Regions from separate parts of the Homo sapiens genome. Here region 1 is linked to region 2. A link is a contact called in ENCODE Hi-C or POLR2A ChIA-PET data. All regions are on one chromosome and are shown on one strand. The core of a region is the stretch at or near the end of the contact, and the rest is flanking DNA. Distances in the headings are between cores, read along the strand shown. Region 1 overlaps TECR (trans-2,3-enoyl-CoA reductase). Region 2 holds the start of PRKACA (protein kinase cAMP-activated catalytic subunit alpha).

Region 1 (5,353 bases), core at 560-3,059, 440 kb before region 2:
CTGGCCTGGGGCACAGGCTGGTGGCTCTGCCGGCCTGTGGCTCTGTGATGACAGTTCCACTAGCCTGAGAGGAATTCTCACCAGGAGGCCCAAGATTCCCGGGGCCCAGCCAACAGCAACTCGTCGCAGCACGAGGTCAGGGCAGAGCCAAGAGCCAGGACACACGGTGCGGCGTGAAGCGCACCCTGCAAGAGGGAGCAGGGGCGAGGTTTGTGCCTCCCAAGCCCAGAGGGGAGTGCCGCAAGCAACAGAGCCCGTCTTCACTGTCTTTGTGGTCATGAAGATATTACTAATGGGGGCAGGAGGAGTGAAAAGGGGGGCTCTCGTTGTCTAAGCACTTGTCACAGCTCCTGGGAACCCGCCCGCCTGGTGGGTGAACAACCCAGAGAAGCAGACCTGCCCATTTCCTGGCTGTGTGGCCCTGGGCAAGTTACCCAACCTCTCTGAACTTCCATCTACTCATGGCAAAGTGGGCTGTCCCCAGCTGCCATCTGACAGGGTTACCGTAATCATCCCCAGTTTAGGATAAATCTTATTAAGGATAAATATAGGCCGGGCGTGGTGGCTCACGCCTGTAATGCCAGCACTTTGGGAGGCCGAGGCGGGCGAATCACGAGGTCAGGAGATCGAGACCATCCTGGCTAACACGGTGAAACCCCATCTCTACTAAAAATACAAAAAATTAGCCGGGTGCGGTGGTGGGTGCCTGTAGTCCCAGCTACTCGGGAGGCTGAGGCAGGAGAATGGCGCGAACCCGGGAGGCAGAGCTTGCAGTGAACCGAGATCGCGCCACTGCACTCCAGCCTGGGCGACAGAGCAAGACTCCATCTCAAAAAAAAAGAATAAATATGATGACCGGGCACGGTGGCTCATGCCTGTAATCCTAGCACTTTGGGAGGCCAAGGTGGGCGGGTTACCTGAGGTCAGGAGTTCAAGACCAGCCTGGACAACATGGCGAAACCCCGTCTCTACCAAAGATACAAAAATTAGCCAGGCGTGGTGGTGCATGCCTGTAATCCCAGCTACTCAGGAGGCTGTGGCAGGAGAATTGCTTGAACCCAGGAGGAGGAGGTTGCAGTGAGCTGATATCGCACCACTGCACTCCAGCCTGGGAGACAGAGCAAGACTCCATCTCAAAATTTAAAAAAAGAATAAATATGATTAGGCGGGGCACTATGGCTCACACCTGTAATCCCAGCACTTTGGGAGGCCGAAGCAGGCAGATCACCTGAGGCCAGGAGTTCGAGACCAGCCTGCCCAACATGGTGAAACCCCGTCTCTAATAAAAATACAAAAATTAGCCAGGCATGGTGGTGTGTGCCTGTAATCCCAGCTACTCAGGAGGTTGAGTCAGGAGAATTGCTTGAACTCAGGACGGTGGAGGTTGCAGTGAGCTGAGTTTATGCCATTGCACTCCAGCCTGGGCGACACAGCAAGACCCTGTCTCAAAATAAATAAATAAATAAATAAATAAATAAATAAATAAATAAGATTAGACCAACACTAGCAGAACAGCCATGCCAGGTGCACAAGGGGGCCAAACCCTGGCAGGATCCACAGGCCCCTTCTCCTGGGACGCTGACCATGCTCTTGAAGGGGCCCATCCACAGGAAGCCAGGGCCAGAGAGCTGGTGCACTGATGCCTCGCCCAGCTGGTCACAGTGAACCCAAACCCTAACAATAGCGAGATACTTTCGGTGCAGAGGCCGAGCTGACCCGTCACCACCGGGATGACTGGCTGCAAGCGGCGGAGGCTGCGACGCTCCCCACTGCCCCCTTGTGGCCGCACAGACTTACTCCCGCCTGCTGGAAGGGCACCCGCAGCAGCCGGCTCAGGAACAGTCCCAAAGCCGATGTCAGGGACGGAGACAGCTCTGGTGCAGAATGGGACCTTAACCCTGGCCCTGCCACCAGCCAAGAGAGCTCAGGGAGCCTGCATTCATTTATCCATTCATTCATTCCTGACTCCCTCCTTCCCATACCCCAGGCACTGTTCCAGTTCCTGGGATATGGCAGTGAAAAAAACCAAGCCAGCCTCTGGGGTTCATGGGACCTGAATTCTAGCCTGTGCGTGCTGGGCAAGCAGGGGGTGGGGGCAGATAGCCATAGCATGTTTTGTCACCAAGAGTTGTGAACAAAACTAGAAGGTTGTGGGGGAGGTCACAATGTGGTTTTTTTTGTTTTTGTTTTTTTTTTGAGAGAGTCTCGCTGTCGCCCAGGCTGGAATGCAGTGGCGCGATCTCGGCTCACTGCAACCTCCAAGAGGATGGCCATTTGAGAGTGGTCAGAGAAGCCCTTTCTGAGAAAGTGGCGTGTGAACAAAGGCCAGTAGACAGTGGGGGAACCAGTGCAGTCCAGGCAGAGGGAACAGTAAGTGCCAAGGCCCTGAGGCTGGACCATACCTAGCGTGGCTGAGCAGGAAGGAGTCCTGTGTGGCCTGAGCAGAGTGAGTCAGGGAGAGAGTGGGAGGAGGTGAGGGCAGAAAGGTGATGTGGCGGTCTGTGCCACGGCTTTGTGGGCCACGGGGAGGACGTTAGCTTTTACTCTGAGTGAAGTGGCAGCCATAGAGGGTTCTTGAGCAGAGGAGGGATGAGACTTGGCTCAGGTTCAAGACTTGGCTTCCCCAGCTTTACCTGCTTGCCACTGCTGGGTGGAACAGACTGGAGGAGTGAGGGCAGAAGCTGGGAGCAAAGAGGGAGCTATAGAGAGGTGAAAAGTGGGCTGGGCGCAGTGGCTCACGCCTGGAATCCCAGCACTTTAGGAGGCTGAGACAGGATGATCACTTAAGCCCAGGAGTTCAAGACCAGCTTGGGCAAAATAGCAAGGCTCTGCCTCCACAAAAAGTATTTATAAAAATTAGCTGTGTCCACGCATGGTGACTCACACCTGTAATCCAAGCACTTTGGGAGGCTGAGGTGGGCAGATCACCTGAGGTCAGGAGTTCGAGACCAGCCTGGCCAACATGGTAAAACCCCGTGTAAAAACACAAAAATTAGCCAAGTGTGGTGGCACACACCTGTAATCCCAGCCACTTGGGAGGCTGAGGCACAAGAATCACTTAAACCCAGGAGATGGAGGTTGTGGTGAGCCAAGATTGCACCACTGCACTCCAGCCTGGGCAATAGAGTGAGGCTCTGTCTAAAAAAAAAAAAAAAAAAAAAAAAAAGAATAAATAAAAATACAAAAAAATTTGCTGGGCATGGCAGTGGGCACCTGTAATCCCAGCTACTCAGGAGGCTGAGGCAGGAGAATCGCTTGAACCCAGGAGGCAGAGGTTGCAGTGAGCCGAGATCACACCACTGCACTCCAGCCTGGGCCACAGAGCAAGACTCCATCTCAAAAAACAAAAATAAAAAATTAGCTGGGTGTGGTGACTCGCACCTATGGTCCTACCTACTCCTCAGGGGCTGTGACAGAAGGATCGCTTAAGCCTAGGAGTTCCAGGCTGCAGTGAGCCATGATTGATTACACTACGGCACCCCTGCCTGGGGGACAAAGCAAGACCCTGTCTCAAAAAAAAAAAAACAAGGCCAGGCGCAGTGGCTCACGCCTGTAATCCCAGCACTCTGGGAGGCGGACGTGGGCAGATCACAAGGTCAAGAGATCAAGACCAGCCAGGCTAACATGGTGAAACCCCATCTCTACTAAAAATACAAAAATTAGCTGGGCATGGTGGCACACGCCTGTAGTCCCAGCTACTCAGGAGGCTGAGGCAAGAGAATCGATTGAACCCAGGAGGCGGAGGTTGCAGTGAGCAGAGGTCAGGCCACTGCACTCCAACCTGGTGACAGAGTGAAACTCCATCTCAAAAAAAAAAAGCACAAGGCAGAGACAAGCAGTGAAATTCTGGACAGATGTGGAGGTGAAGAGTGGGTGTGGCCTGAGAGTGGAGTGGGTGTGGGGATGAGAGGTACAGGGAAGGAGGGAGGAGCAGGCACCACCTGAGCCAAGGCTGGAAGAGCTGAGCCTGCAATTCCTGCTCATCCCCTGGAGGCGCAGCCTGAAGGCCTGGCACACACAGCCATGCACAGAAGGCCTCTGGAGCTTCGGCTTCCCCAGCTTCACAAACAAGCCAAGACTGGTGCTTCCCAGTCCTCTCCCGGCTGTAAACAAGCAGGTTCAATGGCCTTGCTGGCGGCAGAGTCCACACCACAGGACCCAGCAAGGCACCTGCCTGCCCTCTCAGCCCCAGAAGAGGGGCAGACCCGGGCCAGAGCGGGAAGCTTGGATTCTGGGCCGGCCTCATCTCCCATGGCTTATGAACCTGAAACTTCTGTGTGTCCTAGGACGTGACCTGCCTAATGGTGATGAGTGAGAACAGCGACCAACAGTTATTTCACGTTCCCTGCCCGGGGCTGGAACTGCCACAGCTTCCCAGACATCTCTCCTGCAGCAGCCGGAGGGAGCAGGAGCCATTAGCTCCGTTTCACAGATGAAGAGGCCAAGATCTAAGCAGTAAATCCCAGAGCCCAGAAGACCACGCGTGCATGTTGAAAGCCAGGCCATACCCCACCACACATGGGCCTCCAGGGCCCCCTTGCAGAGCTGATGTGGTGCCGCACAGCCCACCTGTTGAGCTCAAAGCTCCGGCAGGCTCTCTCGGACCCCGCAGGGGACTGCACTTCCTGGTAGGAAGCATCTCCCGAGTCTGGGGCACAAGAGGCCTGGCTGGGGGTGCGAGCCCTGGTCAGTGCAACCAGGGCCCCAGGTAAAGACACAAAGGGCCTGACAGGTCCTGCAGCTGGCCAGCCAGGCACTCACCATCCCCGCGCCGGGCACAAGCGCTGCTGCACTCATCGCCTGAGCTCCCTGTCCAGCCAATGCCCAGCATAGAGGTCGGAGGCCTGGCCCGATCATGCCCAGAGCCACGCCGGCCACCTCGCCCCCATCACCTCGCCCCCATCACAAATGCAGAGACTCCGGCACATTCATCTGGACTCCGGCTCAGCGGCTCAGCCCTCTCGGCTCCCTTTCCTTCCCACTTCCAGAAATATCAAGTCAACCTGCTAATGCCAGGATGGCTGAGAAGACCTAGGGCTCAGCTGCCAGGAACCCTGCACAGGCCACACCTGCTCGGCCAGAAATACCACCTTCCCCAGTGGCCTCAGTGTATGACCTCGTTTCTCAGTGGCACCCGGGGGCGGCTGCACCAGCCTCCCCGAGGCGCCACAGTGGAAGCAGAATGTCACCCAGGGTGGGGAGGAAGGGCTGAGAGTGGCTGACCTCCCACTCCCAGGTCCCTGGACCGCTCTGCTCCTGTCTTCTACCTGTGCTGGCAAGACGAGAGGTGCCAGGGTCTCAATGCCAATGTCTCTGGGCTCTCGGATCCGAGGCCAGGGCCAGGTGCAGAGGC
Region 2 (5,352 bases), core at 2,419-4,918:
CAAGTAATATTCAGTTCTTACAGTACTGTGTTAGAAGAGGAGAAAAAGACCTTTGTCTCTCAAAGGCATGTCTTAGAGAATTAAGATTAGGCCAGCCTGGGCAACATAGTGAGACCCTGTCCCTAACCCCCGCAAAAAAAAAAAAAAAAAAAAATGAGCCAGACATGGGTGGTGTGCTCTACTCTGGAGGCTGAGGTGGGAGGATCGCTTGAGCCCAGGAGTTTGAGGCTGCAGTGAGCTCAGATCGTGCCACTGCATTCCAGCCTGACCAACAGAGTGAGACTGTCCCTTAAAAAAAAAAAGTCCTGGGCCAGGCACAGTGGCTCACGCGTTGTAATCCCAGCACTTTGGGAGGCCGAGGCTGTAGGATCACCTGAGGTCAGGAGTTTGAGACCAGCCTGGCCAACATGGTGAAAGCCCGTCTCTACTAAAAATACGAAAATGAGCCAGGTATGGTGCCTTGCACCTGTAGTCCCAGCTACACAGGAGGCTGAGGCAAGAGAATCGCTTGAACCCGGAAGGCAGAGGTTGCAGTGAGACGAGATCACAGCATTGCACTCCAGCCTGGGCAACAAAAGCAAAACTCCGTCTCAAAAAATAAATAAATAAATAAATAAATAAGGTCCTGGCCACAGGTGTTTTCTGGAGTTCCATATGTAGGTTGCTCTTGCTGGGCTTGAGATGGGTGATTGGGGGTGTCCTGGCTCTATGGGACCAAGGAGAGGGCGTACCTACAAGGGTTGACGTTCCTCTTCCTGCCCCAGCTCCAGCGGAACATCTTGGCCTCGAACCCCCGGGTGACCCGCTTCCATATCAACTGGGACAACAACATGGACAGGCTGGAGGCCATAGAGACCCAGGACCCCTCCCTGGGCTGCGGCCTCCCACTCAACTGCACTCCTATCAAGGGCTTGGGGCTCCCTGGCTGCATCCCTGGCCTCCTCCCTGAGAACTCCATGGACTGCATCTAACTGCAGGAACCCAGAGTGTCCCAGCACGCCGGGAGGGGCAACCAGGCCTCCCAGCGAGTCCTGCAGGGCCCATCTAGAGGACTTTGGGGGCCATCAGCTGCAATCCAGGTCTGTCAAACTCAGCCCCTAGGAAAGAACAGGCCTTGGGTCTCCCCTAGTCCTGGCCAGAAGGATGATCTCGCTTTTCCTCTACAGGCCTATAAGAAGCAGGTACTTCAGTTCTAAATTCTGACTTGTGTTCTTTTCGTCTTCATAAATTCTAACTAAGGCCACTGTGCCACTGTGCACCCTTGAGTACCATTGATCCAAAGCTTTCCCACAGACCTCCCTGGCCCACCTAGAGGCTTTCTTGGTCAGTGCCTGTCAAGGCTCCAGTCCTGCTGAGCCAAAGGCTTTGTCATTCCTTTCTCTTCCTGTACATCTGAGCAGACCCACTCCAGCTTTCTGGTGTCACAGGCGGGAATGTTAGTTAGTAGGTAGACTTAGATCCCATTTCTGTCCTGCTCCCAGGAAGATTCTTAGGTCCTCTTCAATCCAGCAGCCCCTCCCAGAGGTGTGATCAGCAGGATGCTGAGGAACCATGTTGCCTTTCCTGTCAATCACAGCCACCTTCCTGTTATCTCCTAAATGGATCTGGCTTTTCCTGGAGGCTGCCATGGTTGGAAGATGGTATCAGAGGGCCTGCCTGGGCAGTCTGTCTCCGGGCCAGGGTCAGGGACCCTCTGCCTCTGGCAGCCTTAACCTGTCCTCTGCTAGGACCAGGGTGATTTCAAGCCAGGGAAGCAACTGGGACCCTGAAAACTGTCCCTCCCCAGCCCGCTCCCCCTCTCTGTGCCCTGGTCCCCTTGCTGCCATGTGGATGCTGTTGTGATTGCTGTTTGTATATTATCAAAATGTTTTTATATTAAAAATGTTTGGTCTGAAAATTAAAAGCACTTCATTTAGAATGATTGTTTGTGCTTTTGTCTCTGGTGGACTGAAGCAACTTTGTCCACTCTCCCCCAGAAGTGGCCTCTTGCCCTGTCCAGTGGGTTGGCTGTCCCACGTCTTCTTTCCAGCTTCCTACTCCAGTCTTAATTGGTTCTACAGTTGTATTCCAGACTGAGGTTCCAGGAGGGGTTTTTCTTTGTCAAAACTTAAACCAGCTGTCCTGCAGATAGATTATAATGAGTGATTTTTCAGACTTTGCCCTTGACCCACAGGAAATTAACATCGTGATCCCAACACACAAACAGCAATGCTTTTATTAAATTTTACTAAACCTTACCATGTATCTATCCATCCAGAGGCGGAGTGGTCAGCCATTTCCCCATAGTTCACAGAAAGGCTCTGACTCTCCCTCCCTGGAACTGTGGTTGATCTGGGAACATGGGGGCAGACAGCAGCTGGAGAAGGTGGAGGCTATTCAAGTCGAAGCAGCAGATCGGCTTGTAGTTAAGCCCAGCTAGCCCTTCCGAGTCGGGGTGACCTGGCTTCTCCCCTCCCCTGACCCTCTCTTAAGTGCTTCTCAATCAGGAGCAGTTCGGCCCCGCAAGAGCACATTCACCAATGTCAGGAGACAGCGGTTGCCACAGCCAGCAGGAAGATAGAGGAGGGGCTACTGGCATCCAGTGGGTAGAGGCGGGGGATGTTGCTCAACACCCAGTGGTGCACAAGACACCCCCCAGCAGAAAATGATCCAGCCTCACCGTCAGTAGTGTCGCAGTTGGGAAACCCCGACTGTCCTCTGCTAAGTGTGTACTGAAAGAGGATCCTGAAGGAAGGGGCAGGTTCCCTTCGCATTGCCCAGACAGGAAATACAGACGGGGAACAGGAGCAGGGAATCTGCCTGGCTGTACCCCAGATTCCTCATCTGTGCAATGGGAGTGATGATGGTAGCACCTACGCGATGGGAGTGTGGTGCGAAGGAGCGTTAAGTGGGTGCCAGCTCTTACTACTGGCAGGAGCCCAGGGCTAGGGCCCAGCAAAGGGGTGGACACTGAGCGCCCCTTCCCAGCCACCCCTTGCGCCGGGCCCGGCATCCTCCTGAGTGCGGCTGGGAAAACCCAGGAGGCCCCGCGGCCTGGCCCCCAAGCAGGCCTGGCCTCGGCCGCCCAGCGCCAGGCCTTATGAATGACGCCGGCGGCGGCCGGGCGACCTCTGACCCGCGCGCCGGCCGCGCCCCTCCCCCGCTGGCAGGTGGACAGCGGCTGCGCCGGGCAGGCCGCGGCGCCAACTCCGGCTGGCCGACAGCCGCTGCCGCACTGAGCGGGGGCGGGGGACTGCGGCGCGCGCGGGGCCGGCCGGGCGCCCGCCGGGGCCGCCTCCTGAGCCTCGGAGCGCTGCGCGGCCGCCAGCCAGCCTCCGCCGCCCCGCCCCGCCGGCCCGGGCCCGCAGACTGCGTCTCCGCCCCGCCCTCTCACCCCCGGATTGACACTGAGCGTTCTGCTGGGGGGCTTGGCGGACCCGGCACCTCCGCCAATCGGCGGCCTCGCAGGGCGGACCCCGGGCCCAGTCCAGCGTCTCGGCCAATCGGACGCGTCTGCCCGCCCAGCTGCGGCCTCGCGAGCGAGTGAATGGCCGAGAGTCCGCGGTGCGTGTCCCGAGGCTGAGAGCCTATAGTGGCGCGGGAAGGTCGCGGGAGGGCCAATGGGAGGCGGCGCTGAGCCGTCAGTCAGGGCGGCCTAGGCCAATGAGCGGCGGGCTGCGGGGGCGTCACAGACAGCGGCAGAGATCTTGGGCTGAGGTTCCCGGGCGGGCGGGCGCGGAGAGACGCGGGAAGCAGGGGCTGGGCGGGGGTCGCGGCGCCGCAGCTAGCGCAGCCAGCCCGAGGGCCGCCGCCGCCGCCGCCCAGCGCGCTCCGGGGCCGCCGGCCGCAGCCAGCACCCGCCGCGCCGCAGCTCCGGGACCGGCCCCGGCCGCCGCCGCCGCGATGGGCAACGCCGCCGCCGCCAAGAAGGGCAGCGAGCAGGAGAGCGGTGAGTGCCCGGGCTGTGACCCCGATCTTGGCCCTGCGCTGCCAGCCCTGGCCTTGTCCATCATCGCCTGGCCCCTCCCCCTACGGGGCCCCTCATCCTCTCTGCCTACCCCCCAGCGCCCCTTGCCCCGGCCTGTCCAAGGCTGGGGCCCGCGGGCCCGCAGAGTACCCCCTGTAGGGGTCCCCTTCCCCTAGGGCCGCCCCATGCTGCAAAGACCGTGCTCCCCCCCAGCTGTCACTGCCAACCATGGCACGTATGACCGCTGGGGCCCCACATGGGCCCCTGTCACCAGCCTACCCCCTCCTTTCCTGGCCCCTCTTCCCAGATTCTAATCCCCCCACTTCCTCACTCACCTCTCTCACCTATGGGATCCTCTGCCTGACCCCGACCCAGGTTTCTACCAGTTTGGGAATGCGATGAGGTCTGTCTGCCTCCACCGCGCAGGGACCTTGGCCACTTGCTGACCACACCCCTCCCCCCTCCAGCCCCCGCCATCTTTCTCCTGCCCTTTCCCTCTTCACCTTAGCACAGCCCCCCCTTCCAAACCCATCCTGCCCCCTGAACATTTCCCAGAGCCACCTCCAGCATTATTTTTTTCTTCTGTGTCACTTGGCATGGGGGACAGGATCTTTCTGGGTCCCTCTGCCTCTCTCATCCTGTCACTCTGTCATTCTGCTGCTCTGCTTGTGCTCCGTCCTCCAAGCAAGCGTCTGTCCCTGGCTGGGGTAGCAGACTGTTTATGAACGTAGAGAATTGCTTCAGTGCTTCCAAAGCCAAGTTTGAGCTGGTCTTGTTGGGATTCATTGCATCCTCTTTCCTGCGTTGGGGTAAGGGGGTGGTGGCAGAGCCCCCTCTCATTTCCTGTCTTGCAGTGAGCTCTAGGCTCCATGGAGGGCCCCTCAATAAATGGTCGTTTCACAACTGAGGCTCCGTCATTCACCCAGTCCCTGGGGCTTCTTCCACCACTCCTGGCTTGGGATGAAAAGTGTCTGGGTTTAGCGAGGTTCATTCGGTTCTAACTGAGATGGTCAGAAAGAGCACTGGGGAGGAGGAGGCAGTCAAAGAGAGTAATGGGTGACGTCTAGTGATTTGCTTTGACGTCTAGTGATTCTGATCATTCCCAGGGCTCAGCCAGAGAGAGACCTGTTTCACCCACTTGCCCACACATTAGGTTGGTCTTTTCCAGCCAGCCAGAGAAAGAGATTCTCTATCTGGAAATACCATCAGAAATGGTCTTGAACCCCATTCCCAATTTTTACAGCTCTTAAATTGTTGTCACTCCAGTCTGAAAGCTGGAAGGCAGCTGGGATCCCCTGTCCACTTACCCAGAAATAGTCGGAACTATTGGTCGAAAAGGAAGGCCAGTTTTTGGTCTCAAACCCCAGCATCTGAGTTTCCTGAATGCCCCCTCCCAGAAAGGTATG

The links. Hi-C counts contacts between places; a loop is a spot of excess contacts on that map. ChIA-PET counts read pairs that join two places held with the same protein, here RNA polymerase II (POLR2A). Pooled maps may share reads with other maps.
Region 1: a pooled map shows a loop between it and region 2 (4-fold over the local background). The contact joins the enhancer-like site here to the promoter of PRKACA in region 2. A Hi-C loop is called at or near these places in 1 of 168 maps with a recorded cell type or tissue (gastrocnemius medialis) and 2 of 50 pooled maps. POLR2A ChIA-PET finds 5 or more read pairs at or near these places in 2 of 52 experiments (H1 and PC-9).

What each region holds. Positions count from the first base shown.
Region 1 is chr19:14,553,252-14,558,604 of GRCh38, reverse strand. The region is part of intron 1 of TECR (trans-2,3-enoyl-CoA reductase); the gene reads right to left. It also overlaps a transcript of DNAJB1 not described here. Among named protein-coding and RNA genes, the nearest start is that of NDUFB7, 16 kb to the left of the region's middle. RefSeq lists a silencer at 1,744-1,843 and enhancers at 1,209-2,089, 2,090-2,971. Within about 2 kb of position 1,809, at least 14 of the 41 ENCODE cell types and tissues checked have a DNase peak (open chromatin) inside an H3K27ac peak, as active enhancers do; they include gastrocnemius medialis, where a contact is called at or near this core.
Region 2 is chr19:14,116,078-14,121,429 of GRCh38, reverse strand. It overlaps PRKACA (protein kinase cAMP-activated catalytic subunit alpha), which reads left to right and starts at 3,668. Exons shown (of 10, transcript NM_002730.4): 1 at 3,668-3,928. The coding sequence starts at 3,883. LOC124904642 (a long non-coding RNA gene) reads right to left here and starts at 3,216. Exons shown (of 2, transcript XR_007067144.1): 1 at 2,239-3,216; 2 at 1,866-2,121. It overlaps ASF1B (anti-silencing function 1B histone chaperone), which reads left to right. Exons shown (of 4, transcript NM_018154.3): 4 at 765-1,918. The coding sequence ends at 971. RefSeq lists silencers at 3,048-3,607, 4,018-4,087.